Linked DNA regions of Homo sapiens: region 2 is linked to region 1. A link is a contact called in ENCODE Hi-C or POLR2A ChIA-PET data. All regions are on one chromosome and are shown on one strand. Each heading gives the region's core, a stretch centred on a gene start or an enhancer-like site at or near the end of the contact. The rest is flanking DNA. Distances are from core to core; before and after follow the strand shown. Region 1 overlaps ATXN7L1 (ataxin 7 like 1). Region 2 overlaps ATXN7L1 (ataxin 7 like 1).

What was found. Hi-C counts contacts between places; a loop is a spot of excess contacts on that map. ChIA-PET counts read pairs that join two places held with the same protein, here RNA polymerase II (POLR2A). Pooled maps may share reads with other maps.
Region 2: a pooled map shows a loop between it and region 1 (3-fold over the local background). The contact joins two enhancer-like sites. A Hi-C loop is called at or near these places in 1 of 37 single-sample maps with no recorded cell type and 5 of 50 pooled maps. POLR2A ChIA-PET finds 5 or more read pairs at or near these places in 5 of 52 experiments (H1, OCI-LY7, PC-3 and 2 more).

What each region holds. Positions count from the first base shown.
Region 1 is chr7:105,846,917-105,852,494 of GRCh38, reverse strand. All of the region lies in intron 2 of ATXN7L1 (ataxin 7 like 1), which reads left to right. Among named protein-coding and RNA genes, the nearest start is that of ATXN7L1, 27 kb to the left of the region's middle. Within about 2 kb of position 2,939, at least 7 of the 41 ENCODE cell types and tissues checked have a DNase peak (open chromatin) inside an H3K27ac peak, as active enhancers do; they include PC-3, where a contact is called at or near this core.
Region 2 is chr7:105,648,632-105,653,712 of GRCh38, reverse strand. The region is part of intron 4 of ATXN7L1 (ataxin 7 like 1); the gene reads left to right. Among named protein-coding and RNA genes, the nearest start is that of EFCAB10, 70 kb to the right of the region's middle. RefSeq lists enhancers at 310-1,033, 4,332-5,081. Within about 2 kb of position 3,757, at least 5 of the 41 ENCODE cell types and tissues checked have a DNase peak (open chromatin) inside an H3K27ac peak, as active enhancers do; they include PC-3, where a contact is called at or near this core.

The DNA of each region.
Region 1 (5,578 bases), core at 1,690-4,189:
CACAAAGGTCCTTGCTTCATGGTCTGGAAGAGTCCTGCCAGAGCTGAAAATCTGAGAGGCCAGGATCACACAAGGCCACTAGTGCTTTTGCTTTCCAGGGAGGAGGCAGCAGATTGCTGGGCAGAGGTTGTATAGGGAGGGTTAGGAAGGCTGAACTAACTGGGTCAAGATTCCTGGGATTGGGTCTCCCTCTGTCAGAAAACAGGGCAACCTTGTGCAATTACAGAGCAAGTCCTGGTGATCTCCATCTGTGAGATGAGGGGAGGACTGTAAGGTCCCTGCCAGTAGTATAGGGCTGCCTGTCAATAAAGAACTGGCAAAATTCATGGGGGACTAGAGAGAGGCAGGGGCAAGCCTCTGGGAACAGGGTATGGACGACATAGAACAGGAAGGTGATGGAACTTCACAGAGGGAGGATGGTACAGAGAACTTAGAAATCTGAGAGCCAGGGAAGCGCCTCATAGAAAGTGTGATAAAGTAAACAGCTACATTCTTTCTGACCAAAGATGGTGGTGGAAGGAGGAGGAGAGAGAAGTAGTGGCATTGATCCTTCATAAAATTATTCAGCACTTACTGTGTACAGACACAGAATAGAGGGTGCAAGAGGGAAACAGAATCGTGATTCTTCACTTGTGCCCTGTGAAGCTCTCCTGTTGCATGAAGAATTGCAGAGGTGTGAGGGCGTGTTTTGTGTGTGCACATTTCTCCTGGGGATGGTTCTGTGGTTTTTCCTTTTCCTTTCCTGTGGACTTCTTCGCCCTTTCAACAACAACAACAACAACAAAATGTTTAAAGAAATTTACAGCTTGTGGGGGAGACACACCTGTGCCCAGAAATAACAAGGGGGTGAGCCACATGGGAGGGGGATGGAAACACGTGAGGAATAAGCTTGCTGCTTTAAAAGTTGCATTTTGGTGTTAGGGTTTGTGATACATGCAAATCTCCTGAGGAAGAGTCCTCCCTGTTTGGGGTAAAGGGCTGGGGACAGCCACTTGCAAATCTAGCCCTATTGACATGATTGGTGTTTGGATTTTTACTGGGAGATAGACTGACAGAGATACAGAGAAAGACTGGTAATATGTATGCTAGCTGGAGAAGCCACCTTTCAGTCCCATCTCTGCGTATAGTTGATCGTCGAGGAACTCGATGGTGCAGGGGGAAAGGCGTAGCTTTGCAGTCAGACCTTAGCTAACTTCTTGGCCCTGCTGCTTGCTTGCTGTGTGACTTTAGGCTAGCTACCTTGCCTCTCTGTTCCTCTGCTTGCTCATTTGGACAACAGGACCAGACCTAGGAAGATTAGGGATAAGTCACCAGCTGCCATCCTATAGATGGTCAGAAAAATGGTAGCTGGTATTATTGCCTGGAGGAGAGGGCAGGTCTGAGAAATCCAGTGGTTTCCCTGGGTTAGTTTCAGGGTTGTAAATCATTGTGGGATACACATAAAAAACGAGCCAGAATTTGAGAGCAAGGGGAGGGAGGTGTTGTGGGAAGTTGAGTTTGGAAGTGTCTAGGTGAAGAGGTAAGTTATAAGGAAGCGGGGCAGCAGGAAGGAATAAGAACTGAAGTGACATATCCTGGGGGCAGAGATGGCTTTCTGCCCCTTTTGATATTGACTTTCATTATCTCTGAGATCTGTCTGTATCTTGTCCTCCAGCTCAGCCTACACACCAGGGCCCCCACTGAGGGCATTTGCAGAGTCTGGGGAGATGGGAAACCGGGAGCTCCTGAGAGGGACTCTCTTGCAGGCAAGTGAGGATCACTTTCCAAACAGGCAGGCCATATGGAGCATGGGTACCCCTTCTGTGCAGAAGGAGACACCACAGTGTCTTGCAGCAGAAGCCCATGCTCGCTCTGTGCTCGTTCTTCAGGAGGCACAGGGATCAGTGCTAGGCCTCTTAAGTCAGAGAGATCTGGGTTCAGCACAGAGGAAAGTCCTATAACCTCTCACAGCCTTATTTTTCCCATCTGCTTAATGGGATATCACAGGTAGCTCATAGGGTTGTTGGCAAAGTTGAAGGAAGTGAACACACAGCATTTAGCTCAATGCATGGCCCATGGGAAATGCGCAGTGAACATTTCCTTTGGTTGCCATTGAGTAGCCCCTGGAACAGAGGACTAGGGGGTGTCCTTCAGGATGAGCTTCCTCATGGTCCTCTCCTGTGGGAACAGTGTGCTGGTGAAGGCTGTATTCCCGATGCCATGGGGCATGACAGGCATGAGGAAATGACATCTGGAAATGGTCCTTAAACCAGGGCCCTAGGCAGGGAGCCAGGAGTGTGCAAACGTGGTGGCACATCTTTCAGAATGTCAGTTCAACTCTAATTCTACAGGAAAGTATTTTTTTATCATTATATTTCATCAACTCTAAGATGCCATTTATCAGAAAATACATTGTTATTTTATGTAACACTGAGAAAAAGCACTGCCAATTAAACTACAGCCACTGTGGATTCTAAGACATCCTGATTTTAAAGATGTTACAATGGAAGTGGGGGTGAGTGCAGCTTAGAATTAATAAAATACAGTAGGGCAAAAATAGAGTATCAAGGAAAATTTGCATTAATTTTTAAGATAAAGCATGAAATTTGAAGAGTCACAGAAAGCTCTTGTGGTAGCCTCAGAAGGTGCAGGTATGTGTGAACTTGCCAGCCCATCAGGGCAACTCTGTTTAAAGAGCTGAGAGCAGCTGGGGCTTAATCTGCCTCTAAGTTCAGATGGGAAGCAGGAGGGAAGGAAGTGGCCCAGACTTCAGAGCACCCATTGTCATTCAGGGGCCTGAACATCCTCAGGGAGCCCCAGTGACCTCAGGGCCCCTGGTGAATCATTTGTGTTCACTTCACTTAGAAGGAAAATCAACATACAGCACTTTCAGGAGGAGAAGAGGTGTCATGAAACCAAGCAAACAATGGCTACACCTCCAAGAGGGTGGGAAACCACAGGACGGCACCACCCTGTAAGAGAGGCAGCTTCCTGTGACTTGTTGTCTTTCAGTACAGCCTGCATGACCCATGAGCAGCACATCTTCTAGCGGGGGCCCAGCCCTGGTGTTTTGGTGTTTGGGTGGAGATTCAGGGAGAAAACCAGGCTTGACCCTCTTGCCCTTAAGAATTCCTGCGCATCTCAGGTCTGTCAGAAGGGATCTGGTTACACTAACTTCTTGCCAGAGCCCTCCCCACCTGCATATCACTACGTAGGGACGGACTCTGGGCAGTTGTGGTGTTGTCAAGGAGTGACGCCCTGGTGTGGTGACCAGCCTTCTGCCACCTCCTTGGCAGGGAAGTGAAATCACACCTCCAAGCCCTGTTGAGATTGTCCATCTCCTCTCAGGCCAGTGGTGATGGCCTGTCCCCTCTGATGGACTAATAATAGGGTGGTGATAATGGTGCAATAATGGTCAAATTCAGTGGAGCAGTTTTATTTTCAGACTGCTGTGTCGTGGGGTTAGGAGTGGAGGATAAGCCTTAGGTCATGGGACTTGCAGGTGGAGGAATGGAGGTGAGGAGACCAAGTGATCCACTGGGGTGATAGCTAGTGGCAGACCTGAGTCTAGAGCCATGCAGTGCAGGGAGAGGGCCCAGAGAGGAGCAGAAAGCAGTGACCCAGCCCTGAGAACACACTCTGGGCTGGCAGGCTGAGGGAACTGGAGGCTAGAAGAATAGTCACTGGGCCGAGGAGCAGCATGCTCTAGGCTGGGTGCACGGAGCTGCAATCATGGAGGGCCTGGACCTCCATGAGTAGATTTATTTAATGATGCTTTTTCTTCATGCAAAAGTGATATGTGATCACTGTAGAAGATGCACATCAACAAAAGAAGAAAAAAGCTAGCCTATACCCCTGTCATCTGGAATTAACCAGTGCTGACCTTTTGTTTGTTTCCTGTAACTTACAAAAATGGGATAATTTTGTATTATGTTGATTATGGTGAGTACCTTTCCTAGTTATTAAGTATTCCATTGTAAATGTATTTCATAATTTATTTAACTAATTCCCTGTCATTGGATATATTGGTTGTTTTCAGGTTCTCATTATTAAAAATAATATTGCAATCAAATGAATATCCTTGTAGCTAAATTTTTGCACACATTCATGATTATTTCTAAAGCATAAATTCTTAGAAGTGGAATGCTGAGTCTAAGAGTGTGCTGTTTTTGAGGCTTTTGATACTCATTGCTAAATTGCCCTCTAGAAATATTGTTCCAATTAATACTCCCATCAGGAGTGTATGAGAGTGGCTGTTTTCCCAACTCTGGCCAATATCTCACCAAAGATTGTCAGATATTTGATGATTTAATAAGTTCAAATGTTATCTTATTTTAGTTTTCATTCTTATGATTACTAATAAGGTTGAACATTTCGTTAGCTTTGTGTATGTTCTTATATGAGTTGCTTTTTCATGGTTTTTGCTTAATTTTCCATTGGCCTATTAATCTTTTTTCCCATTGTTTTCTAAGAGCCCTCTATAGATTAAGGCTAACTTACCCATGTCTGTCATATTTGGATCACATGAGTTTTAGGAAATCTTAATGCTCAAACATTTTCTATCCAATCTTGCCTATAGGACCAAAGTAGCTAGGAAAATAGAAATTTCCAGATAATTCTCAAACCACATGGCAGGTGTTACTGAATGCTGGCAGGGGCCATTTCGTATGAATAGTTATGCTGACAAGACAGTACTAATAATAAAAACTACCATTTACTGAACAACTATTATATGCCAGGCACTTTTCATATATATTAGCCTTTCAGTCTTATCACCCTGCAAAGAGCCGAGTAAACTGGGGCAGAGAAAAATTAAGAAGCTCTTTTAAGATCACACAGCTAATAAGTGGCAGAGCCAGGATTTGAACCTGGATCTGTTCATCTCTACCACCCATGTACTTTCTACTGTCCTGAGCTCTTGTTCTTGGGGTAAACAATAGTTTTACAGTTTAGGTCTTCCTTAGCACCATCCACATCTGGACCTGTTGGTTGGCTCTAGAAGAGTCAACCCTGCCCTGATTTTACCTGCCCTTGCTGCTGTACATTATTTCTCAGCTGGACCTGTTCTCTAGGCTTCCAGCCTGCATGCTTTCTCCTTGTTGCTAGAGGTCCTGTCTGACTGTTTTGCTACTGATAAAGAAGCCCAAAAGATACCAGGATATGATTTCTCTCTCAAATTTCAGGATCAAAAGTTAAAACTAGATCCATCCAGTCCTTAATCTAGTGGCCAACTCCCAATGTTCTCACCCATCAAGCCAAGAAGTGAGTTGGAGTGCACATGGTAACTGGTCTTCAGAGGTGCCTTTTCAGGGAACACGCCTCCCATGTAGTCTCTTCTCTGTGACGCTTGGCTCACCCTGTGACACACTTTATGTATGTGTTTTAATAATTGCCATTAAGATATAATTCATATGCCACAAAATTCACTCCTTTAAAGTTGTTTTTGGTATTAATATATTCACAAGTGGTACAACCAACACCACTATCTCATTCCAGAACATATCTGTTAGTCCCGAAAGAAACCTTGTACCCATTAGCAGTTGCTGACCATTCCCTCCTCCCCTCAGTCCCTGGCAACTACGAATCAACTTTCTGTCTC
Region 2 (5,081 bases), core at 2,508-5,007, 200 kb after region 1:
CCTCTGGGCCTTGGGCAGCCCACAAAGACTTTCATGGTCAGATTTGCGTTGGTGGCTGAGTGCAAACAGATTAGAACACACAGAGAGGCCAAGCCAGAAAGGTTGCAAGCGATGCTGAGGCCTGGACCTTTTAACAGCTGTTTAAGAGGTGGACTTTGGTCAGACTGACTTGTGAGTGACTGAATTTCAGGGAAGAGCTGGTTTCTAACTGGATGCTGATATTGTTAACATAGAGTTTTTTGGTTGTTGTTGTTTTTGTTTGTTTGAGACAGAGTCTCTCCCTGGCTTCTAGGCTGGAGTGCTGTGACACGATCTCGGCTCACTGTAGCCTCCATCCCCTGGGTTCAAGCAATTCTCCTGCCTCAGCCTCCCAAGTAGCTGGGATTACCGGCATACACCACCACGCCTGGCTAATTTTTGTATTTTTAGTAGAGACGGGGTTTCATGATGTTGGACAGCCTGGTCTCCAACTCCTGACCTCAAGTGATCCACCCACCTCAGCCTCCCAAAGTGCTGGGATGAGCCACCATGCCCGGCCTGATATTGCTAACATAGAGATTAAAAAAGAAAAAGTCTATTTAATTTGGAACAAAGAATATCCTGAGTTTGCTGTAGGTCAGTGTGAAGATAAACTTTTTTTTTTAATATGGCAAAAATGCCATTCAGAATAAACCCTTGAGGGTTTAAAAAGAAAATGTGCTTTGTTTTCTGGATGGAGGTGGTTCAGGTGCAAGGCTGCCTGCCCAGAACCGGATTCTAATACAAAAAAGGAAAAAGCAGAGTGAGTGAGTGATGCCTGGGGGAGGGAAGGTGCTCCTGAGGGCTTTTCCTCTGGCAGGAAACTGGGAGCAGCAGGTGTCAGGGTACCTGGCCAGAAGCTGGAGCACTGATAAGTAGCCTGGGATGCTTTGCCATTTCCTCATCTTTCAGCGTGCTCAGAAAAAGCTTCTTGAAGGCCAAAGGCTTAGGATGGGAGCCCAGGGTCTCTGCTCAAGGTGCCAGCTCCCAGCCTTCCTGGCAGGGGGATGGAGGGTGTTCTGTAAGGAGTTGCCCTGTCTCCCCTTGGGTCAGGGTTTCCTCCAGGACTGTTGGGAAACAGTAACTGTCTGGGCTGTACTGGCTGGAAGGCACTGCAGAGCAGCCTACAGCTCGAACAGCAGGAACCAATGACCTCTGGTGGCTGCCGAGGGGAGTGCTCCCGCTTGTTGCTCCTGAGCGGAGCCTGTTCTGGGCCAGTGCTGGGGACAGGGTGCTTGGGGCTCTGCCTCACCCTGCACCAGCGCTCCCTGCAGAATCAAATTGCCTCCTAATCTCTACGTTCTCAATTCCTGCCCTCCCAGGCTCTGATACCATTTCCTTATTGATGTGAATTTCAATGGCCATTCATTGGAATTGTGTGGCTCTTCGTTCTCATTTGCAGAGGAAAGGCACTGAGCAGGTGCAGTTGATTAGGTCTAGGGTTATCCTTAAAACGCTCCTGGACTCCCTGCCCAAGGCTACACTGCTGCAGACACAGCTGGTCCCAAAGGCAGCCTGTGCAGCATCCTATGCCCTACTGCATGAGGGCTCGATTTTTCCTTTTTTATCTTCTCCTCTTCTCTGACTTGCTGACTTGTTCACAGTCCTAGGGCACTAGGACTCCCCAGGAATGTCAGGACACTTAGCACTCCTTATTCTCCCAGCAGGTTTGGAGACCACCTTCTGAGCTCCATGCCCTGGGAAGCCATGAATAACAGAAGTACAAGAGAGACTAACAGACCAGCAGGGAGACATGCGCTGGGGCCTCCTGCTTCCAGAAAATTGGAGCAGCCTAGAGGGGGGCTTATAGAGTTATTTCTCTGGGAGGCATCTTAGAACCAGCAGAGAGCCCCAATGCCTAACATACTTCAGGATTGCAGGAGACAACATGTTTGTGCATGAGGAGGCTGGAGTTCCTCCTTACTCCTCTTCCAGAATGTCCTATACAGATGGGACCTTTAACCACTAGTCCAGGCTTAAGCAGTGCCTAGAATACTAGAGATGGAGAAGCAGGTGGGCTTGTGAAGTAGGGCTGACAGGTCCTGGAAAAGGGCCATTGAATCTGGCCCCACCTCGTTCTGCTTTTCTTCCTCACTGCCTCACCCAGAAGGAGTCCTCTACTCTGCATGAATGTGGAAGGCTGCTGCTCCCACCCTCTGCTGGTGCTTCTGCCTCCACCCTGTCCACCCCTCCTTCCACGGTGGGACCAGAAGGGACTAAGGAAGCAGAAGTTTTCTGATGGTGACCATGATTTGCACCCCACATATATACCTTTCAAGTATCGGTGGATGAGAGCAGATGCTGGGATCCTCTGTGCCCTTTTGGTTTAGTTAGAGTTTATTGAGAGTCTGCTATGTGCCTGGCACTATGCTAAGCACTTGGTATCTACTACCTCATTTAATCACTTCAAATATCTCTTATTATCTTCATTTGACTGATAAGGAAACTGAGGCATGGAGCCAGGAAGGCCTGAGATAAGTTAGGCAGGGCAGCCACATATGTTTGTGTGGGCTTTGCACTGCATGAGACCACCCCACCAAGGCAGGACTGAAACCAGCACTCACTCCTTGCCAGGCCAGGTGTCCTCTTTCTCATTCTTAGAGTCCTGATAAGCTCACTGAGGCTCTGAAACCGGGTAGCCAGAAGGCTGTGATACCGTAATGCATCCAGCAACAGAAAAGGCAGGATTTGAGTCTAGGTTGGTCTGATTTGAAAGCCTATATTTCTAAGCCTTATCTAAGCCTTATAAACTATCTTCCAACACTCCACATTCTATAAATTTGCCAGAATATTGACAAGGCACAGACCTTCAATTCAGTCATACTTGTTCTCCCTGATTTTATTTGATTTGCTTCTGGCCATTTTTACAATTCTTCCAAGTCAGCTTGTTCATTTTTCCTCCCACCTAACTGACTCAGGAGGAAATCTCACATCATTGTTCTCAGCAGCTAATCATCTCTTAACCCAATTGAGGAGCAAAGTCTTGGCCCATCATCCAAGTCACTGATGAAGACACTATGACCTTCTTGGCCGGCAGTGGGTCCCTGTCGAGCTCTGCATGGTATCACTCTAGGCTGAAATTGAGCCCTGCTAACCCATTTTTCTTTTGTCTCTGCTGCCAGGACCACTCACCTGGTAACTGTGTGGTCTGACCACATTTCCCCAGTTTACTGAAGGTGTGTTATGTGGGAGAGAATCCAAAACTGTGCAAAGGCCAGGAGAGATTAGACACTATGCTTCCTCTCTAACCACCAGGCCTGACACTCAGCCACAGAATAATGTTAGATTTATCTGGCAGATATTCTTATTTACCATGCTCTGTGGTTGAATACCTGTTTTCTGTTTGCTAAAGGTGTTTACAGACAGGCTTTCTGAAAGTTTTCCCAATATTTTTCCAGACACACCGCAAAAATACCATTTATTCACTTGTCAGGATTTATGCAGTATCAACTGTATCTGTCATACCACGGTAGTAGGACTTTGTGTCTCTGTTATTTACCCTGATTCTTAGTGATTGCCTGCCCCTCAGACTTCTAGAATCTCCCAAGTACTTCTTCAACTTAAAGAATTTAGATTGGATATAAATAATTTCCTCATAGTAGCTGCCAAAATACATCCAAGAGAGCCAAATTGAATTCCTTCTCCAAGGGCATTTTAAAAGAGGGTAAATTCCTTTTTATTGGGGATGACTTAATGCTATCACTGCTTGGAAGCCAAGAGGCTGGGTGATATGGCCCTTCTAAGGCTCTGCCAGTGAGTCAGAGATTCTCAAAATTCTGCCAGGCCAGCAGCATAAGCACATAGGCTTTTGTCGAAGGAATTGGTGGAGGAAATCAGACAGCTGAGAACTCTCATCACACACAAAACCCACAGCACAAATACCATATGTCTTCAGGCTCCTGCCTGTCAAATTCATCTTTACCGTGCTCTGGTAAGTGAAGAAGGGCTGGCAATAATTTCTGCAGACCTAGAGACATTCAGAACCATTCTCTTAAGGCATTTCTGTTGATAATCAAAGAATATAGATCATGATCACCAGGAAAGCGTAGCTGGCAGGTGGGCAGCTGGCCCTGCGGCACATTGGTGGCTCTTGCAATGGCACCGTCATGAGTCTCCACCTCTGTTCTTTTGCAGACATCACTGGGCAGGGAGGGGAATCTACTTGATGCCAAGAGAACCATGTTTCTTAAAGCCAGAGGACCCGCCTTGATCTAGAAAGATAAATTCAGACAGGCCAAGCACAAAGGAAGAAGACGTGGGCAACTAAAGCAGCACAAAAGAAACAGAGGTAGATATCGCCCCCACGTAGCAAGGGGGATGAGGGAGGGTGTTCTCGGCATTGGGTTTCTTTCCCAGGACCGAGACAGAGGTACAGAGATGATGAGGAGAGAACTACTCCCAGCATATTAGACACAGCAGGGGAACAGGCTGCAGCCCTGAGCTCTCTGAAAGAGTTCATCCCAAGTGAACAAAACAGGCATTATGAAAGCAGCAGGGGAAGAGTGGAGACTCATCTTTCCCTTTCAAACACTGCTCCACAAAGAAAGGACAATCGTGAGTTGATAAATGCAACTAATTGTGCGACTTTGGGAAGTGTGCACATGCATCCTTTAGACTGAAGGGAAAGGAACTTTGAAGGGCTTTGGCTAAGCTCGGGGGTAACTGCCAGGCTTGTTTGTCACCTAAGCAAACAGTGTAATAAATTGCTGAGTCACCCATCAGGCTATTGCCAACTCACCACCCCCTCCCAGGTCTCACCACCTGCACATGGAGGTGTTTGCGTTACTGTGATTAGACACAAAGAAGATGGGAGATGCCCATACTGTGAAAGCAGGGGTTAGAACCTTTTGGATTCTTTCCAAATGGAAAAAAAAGTCCAACCTGTCATTCAGGGTCCACAGCCATCTGGAAGGGGCGTGCCCAAGGCTGGGACACTTTCCTGGCTGGGGAAGGTGACAGCAGAGGAAGTGAGGGGGATGCACACGGGGCCAGTGAGAGGAAGCAGAGGACAATTCCGAGACACTGGCTTCCCTGTGACTGCACTGTGGCTGCAGCATAGGCAC